2 separate regions of the Mus musculus genome follow, and region 2 is linked to region 1. A link is a loop called in an ENCODE intact Hi-C map of the cell type or tissue named here. Cell type or tissue: left cerebral cortex. All regions are shown on one strand.

Region 1 (8,000 bases):
TTATTGAGCCTTTCTGAGTATAGTGTACCTTCTAGAGTATAATGTAGCTTCTGACATTACTCAAAGATACAATCTCAAAGAAAGTTCCCTGATTCTGTGGATTTTTATAATCTCTCTACTTCCTTTTCAACAATGTGCCCTGAATTTTAAGATGGAGACTTGTTTTGTATCCATTCTGATTGAGCCCCACAACTCTACATTTTAATTCATTGTAGTTTTAAGTAGTGGTCTCTGTCTGTTGGAAAGAGACGTTTCCTTAATAGAGAGTGAGACTATACTTATCTGTGGATATAAAGATAAATATTTAGAATGTAGTTATATATTATACTGGTTTAATAAAGTAGTGTTTGTAAGTTCTCCTCCAAGTTCCATGACTTCTTTAGCCCTGGGTAGTTGGTTAGGCTCTCATTGCCAGACATGGTTTCCTTCTTGATGATCTGGTCTTAGGTCTAATTATAAAGACGTTGTTACTGACAAAGTGTATGTGCTACTACTGCACCCTCAAGAGATAATAGAATTTTAATATAATATTTTGTGAGGATAAACCACACTCATATACATCAAAGTATACAATTTTCTGTATTTTGTGAATTGTGTGAATGTTCCTGAGGAGATATGAACAAATGTCTACTCACCTCAAATAGAGAATCAACAGTAGACCAAAGAAATGTTTTATCTCAGGTCCAACCTGGAGAGCTAATGAATTTATTAAGGTTACTTATAGCATAAAGGTGGGGATTACTCACAAGAGCATGGGGGAGTAAGCAACCCAGACCAGCATTACTATGGATAGTATCTCCTAGCAACTGCCAGGCCTAAGCCCACACCACAAGGCAATGTAGCTATAGAATGCTGATAAAAGCTAACGGGGCATCAGTAGCCAAAAGATACCCTTCTATGCTAAGTGAGGGAAGCCCCACTTGGGTTGCAAAATTCACCATAGCAACTGGCAACAAAGAAAAAATCCCAATTTCTGTATCCCTGCCTGTGCAGTCATAAACCATGGACTTGGTTGCGAGCTCAGCAGTCTTCCCCTTCCTGTCCAGGCTTGGCTTTCTTCTTTGACTGGTCCAATTGTCGACATATTTGCATATACATGTTCGGCCAATCCGTACCAGGACGATTCTCTGATACCGATTTATATTCTGCTATCCTGGGGCTGCAGAACCAGAGCTGCTGTAGAAACAGATGCAGGAAGAAGAGAATGAAGATTTCCTCTTTAAACTGCTTTCATTGTGCCCTGTAATTTGGGTATGCTGTGCCTTCATTTTTATTGAATTCTGGAAAGTATTTTACTCCTTCCTTCCTTCCTTCCTTCCTTCCTTCCTTCCTTCCTTCCTTCCTTCCTTCCTTCCTTCCTCCTCCCTCCCTCCCTCCCTCCCTCCCTCCCTCCCTCCCTCCCTCCCTCCCTCCCTCCTCTCTCTCTCTTTCTTTCTTTCTTTCTTTCTTTCTTTCTTTCTTTCTTTCTTTCTTTCTTTCTTTCTTTCTTTCTTTTTTTCTTCCCTGTCCAGGTTATCATTGAGTAAAAAGTTGTGTAGTTTCCATGAGTATGTGGGATTTCTGTTGTTTGTGCTGTTATTGAAGTCCATCCTTAGTCTCTGGTGATTTGATAAAATACTTGAGATTATCCCAATCTCCTTGGATATGGTGAGGCTTGTTTTATGTCTGATTATATGATCAATTTTGGAGATGGTTCCATGAGGTGCTGAGAGGAAGGTATTTTCTTTTGTTTTAGGGTGAAATATTTTGAAGATATCTGCTAAATTCTTTTTGTTCATAACTTTTTTTTACTTTCACTGTCTCCTTTTAGTTTGTGTTTCAATTATCTGTCCATTGGTGAGAATGGGGTATTGAAGTCTCCCTCTATTATTGTGTGAAGCTCAATATGTGAAGCTCAGAATGGTGACTCCAGGGTGTTTTTTTTTTTTGTTTTTGTTTTTTTTTTTTTTTTTTTTGTTTTTTTTAATCTTGGAACTATTTGCTTGGAGGATTTTTCCAGACCTTTACTCTGACACACTGGCTGTCTTTCTTGTGGAGGTATATTTCTTGTACACAGCAAAATAATAGATCCTATTTGCGTATCCAGTCTGGTAGCCTATGTTTTTTTTTTAATTTCCTTTTTTTTAAAACTGAGGAATTGAGTATGATGATCATGAGAAATATTAAAGATCAATGGTGGTTTGCTCCTGTTATTTTTGTTGTTGAATGTGGTGGTAATATGTATGTGTGATTCTGTTCTTTTGGGTTTGTTGTAATATGATTAATTTCTTGTGTTTTCTTTGTTATAGTTACCTTCCTTGTGTTGGAGTTTTGCTTCTAGTATCTTCTGTAGGACTAAGTTAATAGAAAGATTTTATTCAAATTTGGTTTTGTCATAGAATGTCATGGTTTCTCTATCTATGGTGATTTAGAGTTTTGCTGGGTATAATAGCCAGATGTGGCATCTCTAGTCTCTTAGAGTCTATATATCATTTACCCAAGATTTTCTCGCCTATAACATCTGTCTTGAGAAATCTGGTGTAATTCGAATAGGGCTGTATTGATATGTTACTTGGACTTTTTCCCTTACCACTTTTAATATTCTTTCATTTTTCTGTACATTAATTGTTTTTATTATTACATGGTGGGAGGACAGTTTTTTTTGATCTGGTCCAATCTATTTTGTGTTCTGTAGGCTTTTTGTACATCCATGGCCAACTCTTTCTGTAGTTTAGGGAAGTTTTCTTCTATAATTTTGTTGAAGATAAATTCTGGCCCTTTAAACTGGGAATGTTCAGCCTCTTCTGTTCCTATTATTTATAGCTCTTAAATCTGTTAACATCCTCCATTTTCCTGATTTCTTTCTTCTTCTTCCTCTTTTCTTTTTCTTTTTAAATAACAAATACAGAAGAATTCGATGGACTGGTAGATTCCTCTATCTGTTGGGCATTTAGCTTCCCGTGTATCAGTTTTTCTGGTACCAGTAAAGTTTTCTTTTGTCATAGATGACTGCCTCACCTATATAGTCTTATCAGTTAGTCATTTTAAAGGTAGGGACGTTGGTACCTTTGAAAGATGTTGAAAGACTTGTCATGTCTTGCTTATGGACAACCTGGATAATCTGTGACTGTTCTTGATACTGCCTTTTGATATTTTTCTCAGAAGCATTATTTATTTTATTGTTCATTTCTGAGATTTGAAGAATATTAATCTATGTTTTTCATTGCAACAGGAAATCATTTCCTGATAAATTCATGGATATATTAGACACATACAGCTTTAATTTTTATATTTGTTCTTTTTGTCCTATTCATTTCACCCATCTTGCACTTTGCTTTACCAGAAATAAAGTTCCCATCTCTAGAAGCTGAATATTTTTATCTTGTGAAAAGGCCAATCTGAATGCCAAGATTTTGGTAAAATTGTTGTTAATCTGCTCCTGTTTCTGCTAAACTGAACCTTAAGTGTATCCAGAGCAGTGTTGTTTCTAATAATAGGCATTACATTTTTAAATTGCTCTGTGGCTGAGTTTCTCTAGTGCTAACAGGGAATGAGTAAATCAAATTTGATTTCAGGATCTTCAGGACACCCCTTATGGCATTTCTCCATGGCAAAAGGTTAACTTGACTATCCCTTGTAGATCTGTGTCCAGTGTCAGACTTTTGTCATACCTTTTGCATACTCCAGAAAAATGAGGTCTTCTCTTTGGAATATTTCTAGAAAAAGCATCATTTCTAGGAATGCCTTGCCTACAATCACTTTACCACAATTAATTTTACAAATTTATTTTTTATAAATGCTTTTAGAAATTACTTCTTCTATCAGATTAGCATCATCAGTGTGAAATTTAATATCAGCCATATCTCTAATACATTTCTCTATTGGTATTAATCGTGCCTTTAAAGGTCTAATCACTCCTTTATTATTCATTGACATAATCAATACTATAGAAGAAAACAGAGTAAGAATAAAGTGATTTTCAATGTAAGAAGTTGGGGAAATGTTAATTTATTTTTCTTTATAGTTTTAAGAGTCAAGAAATTCACAATCATAAATAAACAACAAAAATACTCTGATAAATGTATGCTTGTAATAGACTTGTCTAACTTTTGTTACATTGTACTGTTTGGGACTTGATCTCATTTGGTAGTATATTTAGGTCTAGAAATAACCTAAACTGGCTTCAAACTTTTAGTAATCTTCTTGTTTAAGTTCCCAGGGTGCAGAGACCACAGTCTTAAGCCACTACAGAGCACTACAGTTAAAATTTCTAACTTAATTATAATTATACACTGAGAATGTTTCTAAAATATCAACTACAATAATTTCTGAATTAAAACTCTGTACCTAGGCAATGACCAAGACCCCAAAAACCTTTGTTGCACTGATTGCATTGTAAAATATAATAACTATCTCTGAAAGAAAATGTTACTGGGTTAGATCAACTGGCATTCAAATTCATTTTATAACCCTTTGTTTAAACTTGGAAATGTCATATAACTTTTGTAATATTCAGTCATATCTTTTGCAAAACATAGTTAACAATAAAATACTTTACATAGTTATGAGGTATAAATAAGATCACATAGAGCACAAAACAGTGTTGAAAACGAGATTGGGATTCAGTAATTTTTGTAAGGTAAGAGAATTGAATCAGATTATAAAGGGTATCTGTAAAATTATTTGCATGATTTTGAAAAGGGTCCTTTGTAAAGAAAATTTTCTTGATTATCAAGTTCTTACTTTCTGTTACTCCAGATGTGGAAGGTGACAAAGCACATGACAGTCTCCAAAGCTGTGGGTAGCAATAGCCTCTTTATGTTAAGATCTGATTTGTTGCCTTAGAGTTACCTATCATTTATCGAAAGGAAAAGGATGTAGTATTAAGTTCAAGAAGCTAAAGAAGGAAACAGATAAAGGTACCAAAGACAACATCTGTTCTGCAGTTGATTTGGGCACAATATAAAACTTAAAGAAGTACCCAGTTTATTGCACTTGCCCTTTCTGAACATATTAAATTAACTTTTTAAATTAGAGGCTTTTATTTACATATTCTTGCATTGTTAAACAAAACTATAAATTGCTACCTCAGGTCTTATTTCTTTATGATATTCAAAATGATATTCAGAATATATATATGAATATTAATATAAATTGAGATATGGACCTTGGATTTTTAACCCCTTAAATATGTATAACTGTAATTATTACACTATTATACACTGTGAGAATTGATTTACTCTGGCCTATAGTGAACTTCTAATTGCTACATGTTTACCATTTAAATATCTTCATTCAGTTTACAGCTCACATAATCTTATGATTAGTGTCTTTAAAATAATATCATTCGTGTTTCAGTCTTTTCAGTCTCCATATTTTCAGAAAGTAATAGTTTGTTTATGTATATAGTAATACATTTTAGCAGTAAATATATTAAATTTAGTTACTTGATGAGCATTACATGTGAAATTTCTTTTAGCAAATCAGGATTGCTATTATTATTCCCTTATTAGTCTAAATAATTCTCCATCTAAAGTTTAGCTATAATATGTTGTTACATTAATAAAGCTATACACATAGATAAATATATGCATACAAAGAAATATAGACTAATTAAGGAATGTACAATATACCCCATGGAAGACAGTTCCTTAAATAAAACCAGAAATACTTATGAGTATGCAATCTTTGCAAAGGGTTGTGGATCCTTGTATTAAGAAATTGGCACAGGGTATAAAAACAAAGGTTAAAATTATAAAGAAAGAGACCTGTGGGTAAAAGAGTAGTGCACAACACAAACATGTTCATAACAGAATTATTTAACATTTGTAAATTATTTGCAAATTGTATAATGTCTATACACCAAGTATTAATAGTAAAATAATCTATAGGGAGTTATATAGCTTTTTAAATGGGTTCTTTGTGTATGTTTGTCTCTTTGAAGTACTGAGAATAGACAGAGTTCATGGCTATGTGCATCCTAAGCAAGCACTCTTCACTGAGTTATCCCCAGCTTCAGTAGTATGGTTTTGATTTAAAGTTAAAAATTTCTCAACCATTTTATAATGAAAAAGTAAATTGTACACTTCATTAAGCTACCAGCCATTATTTTTACATGACCTTGCCATCAAACATTTGGTAGCAGCTAGTGAAACAAAAATGTAGTAGATAGTACAAAGGTAGGGATTTGTATAGGTTACATGGCTTTGTGATGGAGATTGGAAACATTTCTTGTACTCCATGAAGAATTATTGATGCACTGATCATGAGAGGAACAAAATAGCAACAGACTTTTTTTCCTCACCCTCTACTTAACTAACTTTTTCCATTTTATACTTTCTCGGTAAAATTTAGGACTATCCTGAAATGTGAGAAACTATATATACTGAGTCAGAGAGCCATGAAAAAAAAAAGAGTGGTTTAGGAAATAGAAGACAATATATTAACAGAAACCATAGGCTTATTCAGAATTAATATTTAGAATTAGGCATATGAAGAAGAGCTCAAAGCCAACATGTTACAGGAACAGTATTGAGACATAGAAGACTTTATAAATGACTTTTGTTAATTTAATTATCAAAGGTAAAGTGCTTCTTAATGAGATGGATTAGATATAAATAAATGATGTTAAATGTTTAACATGTGTCATTTTTTTAATAAAAGTTATTTGGTGATCACTCTTCTCCTCCAACAGATGGTTTATTAAAGAAACTAATTTAAATGTGTATTTAAACGTATATGATAAATGGATTGTGTTGAAAATTCCACTTTTCTTCAATTCTAACCTCTTGATCTTAATTAGTTTCTCAACATCTGTTACCTTAGAAACCAGCAAGACAATCAATAAGATGCAAAGGTAGCAAGGTACAAGCAGAAAAATTCTCCAAGTTCAATAACATTTATTTTAAACCATGGGACAAATTAGCATTAGCAATTAGATTCGAGGTACTATAGTTCAAGATTCAAATTGGAAAATGCAGTCAAATGGTAAACAAAGATGATAAACTTTCCCAAGGTGCTTCTCGTTTTGCATTCCATTCCAGAACAGGTGTAATGGCCAGGAAATTGAAGATCATAATTTCACATGACAATGCTTTTTTCTTCTCCAGATAAATGCATTGTGTTCTATCTTTTCATCTCATGAGCATTTTCCCACAGCCAAATAAAAATAAGTCAACAGAATCTATAAAGATTAGAATGCAAAGGCCCAATCCTTTGAATGAAAGATCTTTCTCATTCTGACTGCTTCTTCTCCTATAGAACTGAACACTGGTGCCTATATACAGTTTTACATTATAAACATTCAAGGCACAAGCCAAAGCAAACTTTTCTAGGGGTTGCCTTCCTGGAGCCTTCCAGCTTGGAGAGGATTGTGGAGGGTGCACAAAATAGGACTCTGGTGATGGCTTTAAAGTCCGAGGATCTCAGTATGTTCCAGTTCTTTAACTGTACTGAAATGCTGATGATAACTTCTAAAAAGAACTAAAAACATCTTGCTCTTTCCAAGAGTAAAAATACTGCTAGCTTAGGTGATTGGCACCTGTAGTCTAAACAGCTGAGGATTAAGTAACATGGCCTTTGTTCTAACTCAGCAGGAACTGCTCAGCAATTTCAGCCAACTAATCAGAAGTCACAGGAAGAAAAAGGGACTATTAGAAACATGATTACTGTGGGAAGCCAACTCCAAGATGGCGCTGGTTTCTGGTTGCCTTGTCATAAACAACACCACTGCGCGGCGCAGGCAGTCAATTCGAATTTGGTGCCAACCCCTCCCTAGCGGGTGCATGCAAATTGGGTGCCGACAGACTGACCAATCCCAAGGGGCCACGGAGCCTTCTCCTGTGCTGGGGTGCATATAAACAGTGCTCCCTGGGAGCCCGGGGTCCCCATCGAGGTGTTCCTGCAATAAAGGCTGTTGAGAAGAATCTGACTGTGTCGTGGTGTCCTTCTTGCTGGTCGAGAGCAGATGCGACAGATTACATTGGATATTAGCCCTCTATCCTGATGTAGGGTTGGTAAGA
Region 2 (8,000 bases), 180 kb after region 1:
CATATTATACTTATTTCCTTAAGTATATTTGTTAATATCTATTTGGAAAAGCTCACACAGGGCTTTTCATAGTCATATTTATCACATGGTCCACTAGGATCAAGAAATAGGTCTTTAATAACCATTATTGCTTTTTTAAATTTTAGATTGTAGTAAAGGCAGGCTTACTGAGAAACTGCTTTCTGTGGGGAAGTTCACTTGCCCCAAGGACCAAGGCCAGGGAACTCACCATTTGGAAAGGGGAGGAGAGGCAGGAGAGGGATAGAGAAAGAGAGAAAGGAGCACATGTGCAGAAAGAGTGGATAAGAGAACTATTACTGAATTTTAGTGCCTGGGAAGACAGGATTTCAGTTGAGGAATTACTCACATCAGAACGGCCTGTGATCACTTCTTTGGAGAATTTTCTTCATTGTCGATTGATGTGGAATCCCAGGCCAAGGTAAGTGCCACCATTCCTGAGCAGATGGGAAGCAAGAATAAGAATAGCAGTTGTGCAATCCAGGAGAAGCAAGGCTTTAAACACTGTTTCCCATGGTCATTGCTTTGGTTTTTGCATTCATGCTCCTACTGTCTTAATTTCCTGCCTTGATTTCCCTCAATGATGGACCATAATATTTCCAGATAAAGTCCTTCCTCCTCTAAGATACTTATGGTCACTATTTTATTGCAGCAGCAAAGAAGAAAACTAAAACAAGTGTTCTCAAAGGCTAAGTTGTGGTCACTCAGCTCTCAGCCAGTCTCCATGTAGACTTCATTTTATCAGCGGCACCCATCTTACCTGCATGCCACTCTTACTAAAAAATACAGAAGTGGGAAGGTTTACTTTTACATTTTCCAAAAAAATAAGTGAATTAGGGAAGTGGTTTGGAACTTTCCCATGATATTGTTTTTGTTGTGCTTGCAACTGCCTAGCTTCTTAACGACCATTCTGTGTATGGCTCCTTGGTCCCACACTATCGTATCAGTTTGTTAACTCCTTTCATGCCAATTGGAAGGTAAGAAAGTCTGTGTGTGTGTGTGTGTGTGTGTGTGTGTGTGTGTGTGTGTGTGTTCATATGCATCATTTATTTTCTGTAAAGTATTCTGATGTGTAATAGAGATCACATACAATCTGATGTTTTTACTTTGCTGAAAGATGTTTGTGCATAGAATGTGTATGAAACAAATTAATTGCCACATGTAAGGGGAGGGATTGATACTAAGGTCTAGTTCCCTAATTGGTTCTTGATTTGTCAGTAAAGAAGGCTGGGATCCAATTACTAGGTGGGAGGTATAGGTAGGACTTATGGGTCACAGGAGAATAAAATGATGTAGGGAAAGAGAAGAAGGTTTTTTTTTTCTGCCAGTCTTTGGAATTCAAAATCAAAAAAACTTTGAAAATGGATAGAATTTCTCATTTAATTCTTTGAGATTTTGAATTCTTAATACTATATTTCATGACCTGCACAGAGAAATATAAATGTCTATGAAACTGTTTTTTTTTCTATCAACAAATAAGCAAAATCCCAAACAGTTCCCATTGCAGGCCACCTATCAAGGGGTTCCACAGGTACCTCGCCACACAAGACTCTTGCTGCTTTGAAAGAATTAGTCAATTGAAGTTTATTTCCTTTTTCTCTATTCCATTGTTTTCAGTCTGAACATATTGATCCCAAAGTTTCACATAGCTCAGGTTAAATTAACTTGAGGACAATTTTTGAAAATGCAAAATCACTCTCCTTTTTCATGGCTGTCATTATGTATATTTGCCAAAAGATCAATCTTTTAATTACATTGAGCCTCCCTCTTTGTAGTTTTTGGTAATGAGAAGTGTACTGGGTACTGATGAGACAAATAAAAAGGTGAGACAAACCCTACTAATGCTCCTTTGGAATGTGAAGTTTTTGGGTCTTGAACAGATCCTGGCATTTTCAGGACATATCAAGTTGGCAATGGAATTTCATCAGACACTCACATTCATGACTTCACATTTCATAGCAGGGCTAGAATATTGTGATTCTTATGTGATGAGAATTATGTTCATTGTGTTAAACACAATATACACTGAGGCTGTATAGGCATGAATTTTTTGCAACCAACTTTTAATAAAGGTACAACCTCTCTGCTAGCCCACCATCCAGCAGAGGTAGTGGAAGAGAAAAGTTATGATATTTGGGGGAATTCAGCAATAGTTCTTTGGGGGCAAACTTTATCTTCTTTGGAAGCAGTTCAGTCTCATATCAAACACCAAATATGACTCAGTAGCTGCAGAGCAGTCCTCTAAGAAGGCAGACACCAGGCATGGACAAGCAGCTGTAGTGCAATCCTGAAGAAACTGAAAGGCTCATTAATCGAAGTGAGGCCATAGAAGCAGAAAGCTTCCACAGGCACCTCAAGAGCAAGTATTTGGCAAGTTTCTCTCTGGTATCATCACTAGTGGAGATCAAAAATGCTATGTAAGGCAAACCAATATATGTGTTTTAGCAGAGAGTAAGCGAGGCAGTACAAAGCAATCCAATGCTCAACACAATGCACACTCTTCCACTGTCTGTGTGGGTCCTATTTAGACTCCTTCATCATGATCCTCTCACATGTGTCTGCTTCAGGAAAATCTACCTTTTCTTGTCTGTTCCAGCAAAATATCATTTTATCTGTGTGCCCCATCAAAACCTCATTTGAAAGAACTGACTTTACAAAGAAAATAGAAATCTCCACTTCATGTCTGTCTTGGATATGTTTCTTTGGCTTAAAAGTGTGAAAACCAATGTTTGTAGATATAAGGTTCTCTGCCCCAGGCCTCATGGCAACCAGTGCAGAGTTAAGCTAAAGTTACTCGTGTCTTAATCCAAGTCAGCTCTAACACTGTTCTTTCCTGGTGTAAAACATCTTCCTCCTCATTGTGGGGCATCATTCAATAGACATTTTTCTGAGGGTACTGAAGACTCACAGAACTCCAAATATTGTTAAGAAGGGTTCTAATTTTCGATCCTCTAAATATGTACTGTCCTTGGTGACATCATTGGCAAATACAATACAGTGATGGGCTGTTCTGAGGTTTTATAGAAAACACTGCTTCTTCTCCACTGCATGTAAATACGATCAAGGACAGGGGCAGGGACCAGCTCTGTGGAAACCGATTTGAATCTACCAAACATAGAAGGCAAAGGTAACTGTTTGGTGGGCCTATGGGCATAGAATAGGGAAAATGAATGAATGAATGAATGAATGAATGATAAATAAGAAAGATTAGGTTTAACTGCTTTTGCCATCTCATCAATGTATCTGACAAGTGAAGAAAAGTTTTCAGTAGTTTTATACCTAGAGCAAGTAGATAGGGACGTTCTTCTATTGTTTTTATCCCTAGTGGCTTCATTGAAGAGAATATGGAGAGCCTAGGCATAGCCCCACAAACTTATTTCCACAGGAGGATCCCACACTGCTGGCTGCCTGGGCCATTCAGCATCTGCCATTTTCAGCACTAGAGAGAGCGCCTGGAAAGTAGTGGTCCTGAGGGTTATGGATGCCACTATGACTTGTGATTTCTCAAGCTTTTTGTCATAATTTCCCCCATAATTGCAATGTTTTGTTGTAGATTTTAAGGTTTTCCTGCTGAACTATAAGTACATATCATAGAGGCACAATGCTGTCACTCAGGACATGCCCTTAAGCAAAGTTGAACATCAACTTGAGATTTTTATCATTGGCTATTGGGAAACTTTAGGTTCTCACAATTTCTTTGGAGAGGGGAGCAGAATTTAAGTTTGTCTAAATGTGTAGAGTGGGAAAAATTTAAGAGCAAAGTGCTGTGATAGATTTGGGTGCATTGTGAGGAAAGATACACAATCTCATGCAAGTCAGGAAGCAAACACTCACCTACTGCCTACAACTCCTACCCAGATATTTGGGGATATCACATGTACCAACACTTCAATAGCCCCAACTTTTCTTAGGAAGAGGAAAAGTCTTAGGAAAATTTTCCCCTTTCTCTCTCTCTCTCCCTCCCTCTCTCTCTCTCTCTTCCTCTCTCTTCCTCTCTCTCTCTCTCTCTCTCTCTCTCTCTCTCTCTCTCTCTCTCTCTCTCTCTCTCTCTCTCTCCTGCTCTTTGTCCTCCTCATCCTTCTTTTTTCTCCTTTTCTTTTTTATACTGGTCTTAGGGAGACTATTTACACATTTGGTGGTCGCAGTAAAAAGTAAATGTGTATCCTAAAGTATCAGGAGTATTTCAACTTTTAAAATGTCTAGGACCCATTTTTTTTTTTAGATGAGATATAAAGCTAAATAGTATCTCTGTATTACACAAAGGAGAAGGAAAGGGATAGGATCCTGTTTTCTCTGTTATATCTTTATGCTGTTTCTATTCCCACTCAAATATAAGGTAAGATGAAACAACAAGGTGTAAAGCATTAACATCATTGGAAGCAGAAAAATGGCCAACAAAGAGGTTTCAAGGACATTCCTTTAGAGACTCTGACATATGTGGAGTCAAATTCTAGTTTATTTTTATTATTTTTTTTTTTTGCTTTTTGCAGAGTTTGAATAGCAAATTTGGTGTTATGTTTGTGTGATTAATATCTTCCAAAATGTCACGTGTCATTTATTAAAGCTCTGTCTAAATATAACTGAGGAAAGCCTGATACTTACATGGCCTTTCAACACTGCAGAGTCTATGTTAGGCCACCATAGAATGCTTTTGAGTGGTTAAAATATGTGCCTAGGGACATTTTAGTTAAAATATTTCATTTCTTTATTTTATGTATATGAGTGATTTCCTTGCATGTATGCAAACATGAATGTGTACCACATGTGGGCAGTGTCCGCAGAGGACAGGATAGGGTAGTGGAAATGTTACAGACAGTTGTGAGCTACTATGTGGTTTCAAGAAATTAAGCACAGGTCCTCCACAGGAGGAAGAAGTTCTTCTAACCCCTGGGAAATATGTCCAGCTCTAGTAAGAACATTTTTTAACAGTTATATTGGAGATTCTTTGTTTATACACCTTTGTGTTCTTAAGGATGCACTGATGTAGCAAGCTGGGGCAGGAAATATGCAGTCTAATAAAATGAAAGCAGAAAAGATGTTGTCGGATAACTTTAGCATATTATCAAGATTATTTCAATAAAAAGTTTAAACTTTTTTGGTTACTCACACAATGTCATAGACCAAAATGAATTTCCTTTCTATTAACCTAAAAGTGATGAATTGAGTTGAAGAATATGATAAACCAACTAATTTTTCAAATACCATCTCTGTGTTTATCTTAGTGGGTATTTGTGAACACAGACTATTACAAAATTAAAGTCTCTCATAATGTGCAATTAAGACATTTTCTCAACTTAAACATACAAACATCTAAGAGTTCAGAAATAGATAATGAAACCACAATTGATGTTACTGGCTGCCAATGTAGTTTGAAGTTTATCTATCATCAATCCAAATATTACTTATATTTGTCTATATTTTTCTACATATGAGTCTGTTATCTATCTATCTATCTATCTATCTATCTATCTATCTATCTATCTATCTATCTACCTACCTACCTATCTACCTATATCCATCCATCTACCTATCTCTACCTCTTTCTGAATACCTGGTGAAAATTATATCTACATGACCATTTGGTAAATGGTTTAGAGATGACTAGATTATCTCAAGCTCATGAATTAATAAAATTATCTTACTACCTTAAAAGCTGTTTTACTATTCTTACTCTCAGAAAAATGATCATACTCCTTATCATATTTTATAAGGTACCATAAGATCCATGACATACATTCCTCTCTAGCTTCAATTTTTATGCACAGTGACCTTTTCTCTATACATTTTTTTTACTTTTTTTTTTACTTCTTTTAATGTCCCCACATCATACTAATATATCCAATTTCAATTTTTTCTGCCCACATAGTAGTATATTGATATTTTGTCTCCCTTTTCTCACAACACTCAACCCTACCATTTAGATGAGAATTAACAAAGAAGATACAGGCTGTATTGTAGAAACATAAGCCATAATTACAACCACATATGAGAGACATCAATATGGTTCACTCAGTCTTCAGAGTAGACCATAAAAAACAGACATGTAAAGATCCAACTGTATCTCCAAGAGTATCACACCTAAAACTAGAACCTGGTTGATTAAATATTTTTCATACAGTTATGCAAAGTTAATCAACAGTTAAATGTAAATATACATATTTCCCTGTATGTAATCTGTCATTACAGAGTCAGACAAACATGTAGTAGCAAGTATCAATGGCAGACCAACTTATGTATATACTTTATGGTATAAGAATATTCACTGGTATGGGAGATGAGTTTCTCTTATGGCAATAGGACAAATAAAATTAAATTTGAATTATTAGACATCTATAGACACTTCTGATATCTCATTTATGGGCGTGATAAAATTACTTTTTGTAATTATGAAAAATTAATTTAGCTAGGTATAGATTGCTTCATATATGCAATCCTGTCTCACAGAAGACTTAGGTCAGAGGGTTGCTTTATTGTGAGGCCAACATGGGTAACCCATTGGCCTCCGTGTCATTCTGACATACAAACTGAGAGCCTGTTTCAAAAAATTAAACAGCAACAACAAAGCAAAGCAAAAACATATAAAGCCAAGTTAGGGTGAAGATAATATAGCCCTAGCCATGGCATGTAACAATAGTGTATATATAGTTAGGGCATATATCATTAAAGCACTATCTTATTCATCTTGATTTTTAGCCATGGAAAATAGGATCACAATTTTGGTGATAATTCCCAACTCTTGCTCAGCCAGTATAGATGTAGACCATTGATGCGAGGCTTAGATACTTCTAATTTTCTTGATAAGTAGACATCTGAAATTATTTTTGTATTAAACTATATTTTCCCTTGAATTCCGTTTAAAATTTTTACCTTTGGATTTTGTTGAATATTTCAAATTCTCACTTAGGATGAAAAACAAGGAAAAAAAAGTGGTCATGTTTCTCAACTTTGGTGTTGACCAGGAAAATTTTCGTTTGTTTTGTTTTCTTTTGTTTTTGTTTTGTTTTGTTTTGTTTTGTTTTATACAAAGTTGTTACCCATGGCATAAAAAGTGTGTGCATGTGTATGGTGTATCTTTGTCTGTGTCTCTGTATGTGCATCTCTTGTCTCTATGGCTCTCTGTTTCTCTATCTCATCTCTATCTGCTATAGGTCTGTCCGTTAATTTCTAATTTCTTTCTCTGTTTCTCTTATGCTCTCTTTCTCTCCTCATCTCTCTCGGTTTCTCTCTCTCTCTCTCTCTCTCTCTCTTTCTCTCTCTCTGTGTGTGTGTGTGTGTGTGTGTGTGTGTTGTATGTGTGTGTATGTGTGTGTACATGTGTGTGTGTGTGTGATGAGATTTCCATCATAAGGTGGCATACTAAGGAGATATATATGGCAGTATTTAAAGGAAAGGGCCAGCAGCTAGGAAATGCAGCCAAGATGCTAATCTTTTGTACATTCCTCATGCAACACTTACCACTTCCTTCAGTCTCTATTGCTTAAAATATCAGTCTGTTATGATTTCCAGCACAAAACTTTCCCAAATCTTTTCAACTAATATTTTGTTTTCCTTCTACTTCTTGCAAAGTCCATTATTTTTAATAAAATTTTAAAATATACCTATAGTGATCACGACTATATTTTTGACTGAAAAATGAACATATGGATACCAAGATAGAATTAACCCAGAAATAAGTCCATAAATGTATAGCATAGTTATCTGTTTGTTGCCTTTTTTGTGGTACTAAGGACTTTAGCAGAATTCCCCCCAATTAATTTATATATTACTAAAACAAGAAGCCTGTGATTGGACAGAGAAAAGGGAGGCAGAGCTAAAGTTTCAGAGACAGAGATGGAGGAAGAGAAGAAGGAAGGAAGACGGAGGGAGAGGAAGATGATCCTGATTCTGCATAGCTTTAAATAGGCACAGGTAGCTATGAGTATTATAAAAGTATAGAATAACTAGGATAACTTGTCTAATATAGATGGGCAGCTTGTATCATT

Evidence for each region. Hi-C counts contacts between places; a loop is a spot of excess contacts. Peaks named below come from ENCODE experiments on the same cell type or tissue, not always from the same donor. Only the 100,000 strongest peaks of a DNase experiment are listed, where the experiment ranks them.
Region 2: a loop joins it to region 1, with 1.9 times the contacts of the local background. A loop is called at or near these places in 2 of 42 quality-filtered maps.

What each region holds. Positions count from the first base shown.
Region 1 is chr17:89,915,971-89,923,970 of GRCm38, reverse strand. No RefSeq gene overlaps it. Among named protein-coding and RNA genes, the nearest start is that of Gm41653, 57 kb to the left of the region's middle. In left cerebral cortex, no CTCF peak of the experiment used is centred here; a DNase peak (open chromatin) is centred at 3,435.
Region 2 is chr17:89,740,656-89,748,655 of GRCm38, reverse strand. No RefSeq gene overlaps it. Among named protein-coding and RNA genes, the nearest start is that of Gm41653, 230 kb to the left of the region's middle. In left cerebral cortex, no CTCF peak of the experiment used is centred here; no DNase peak of the experiment used is centred here.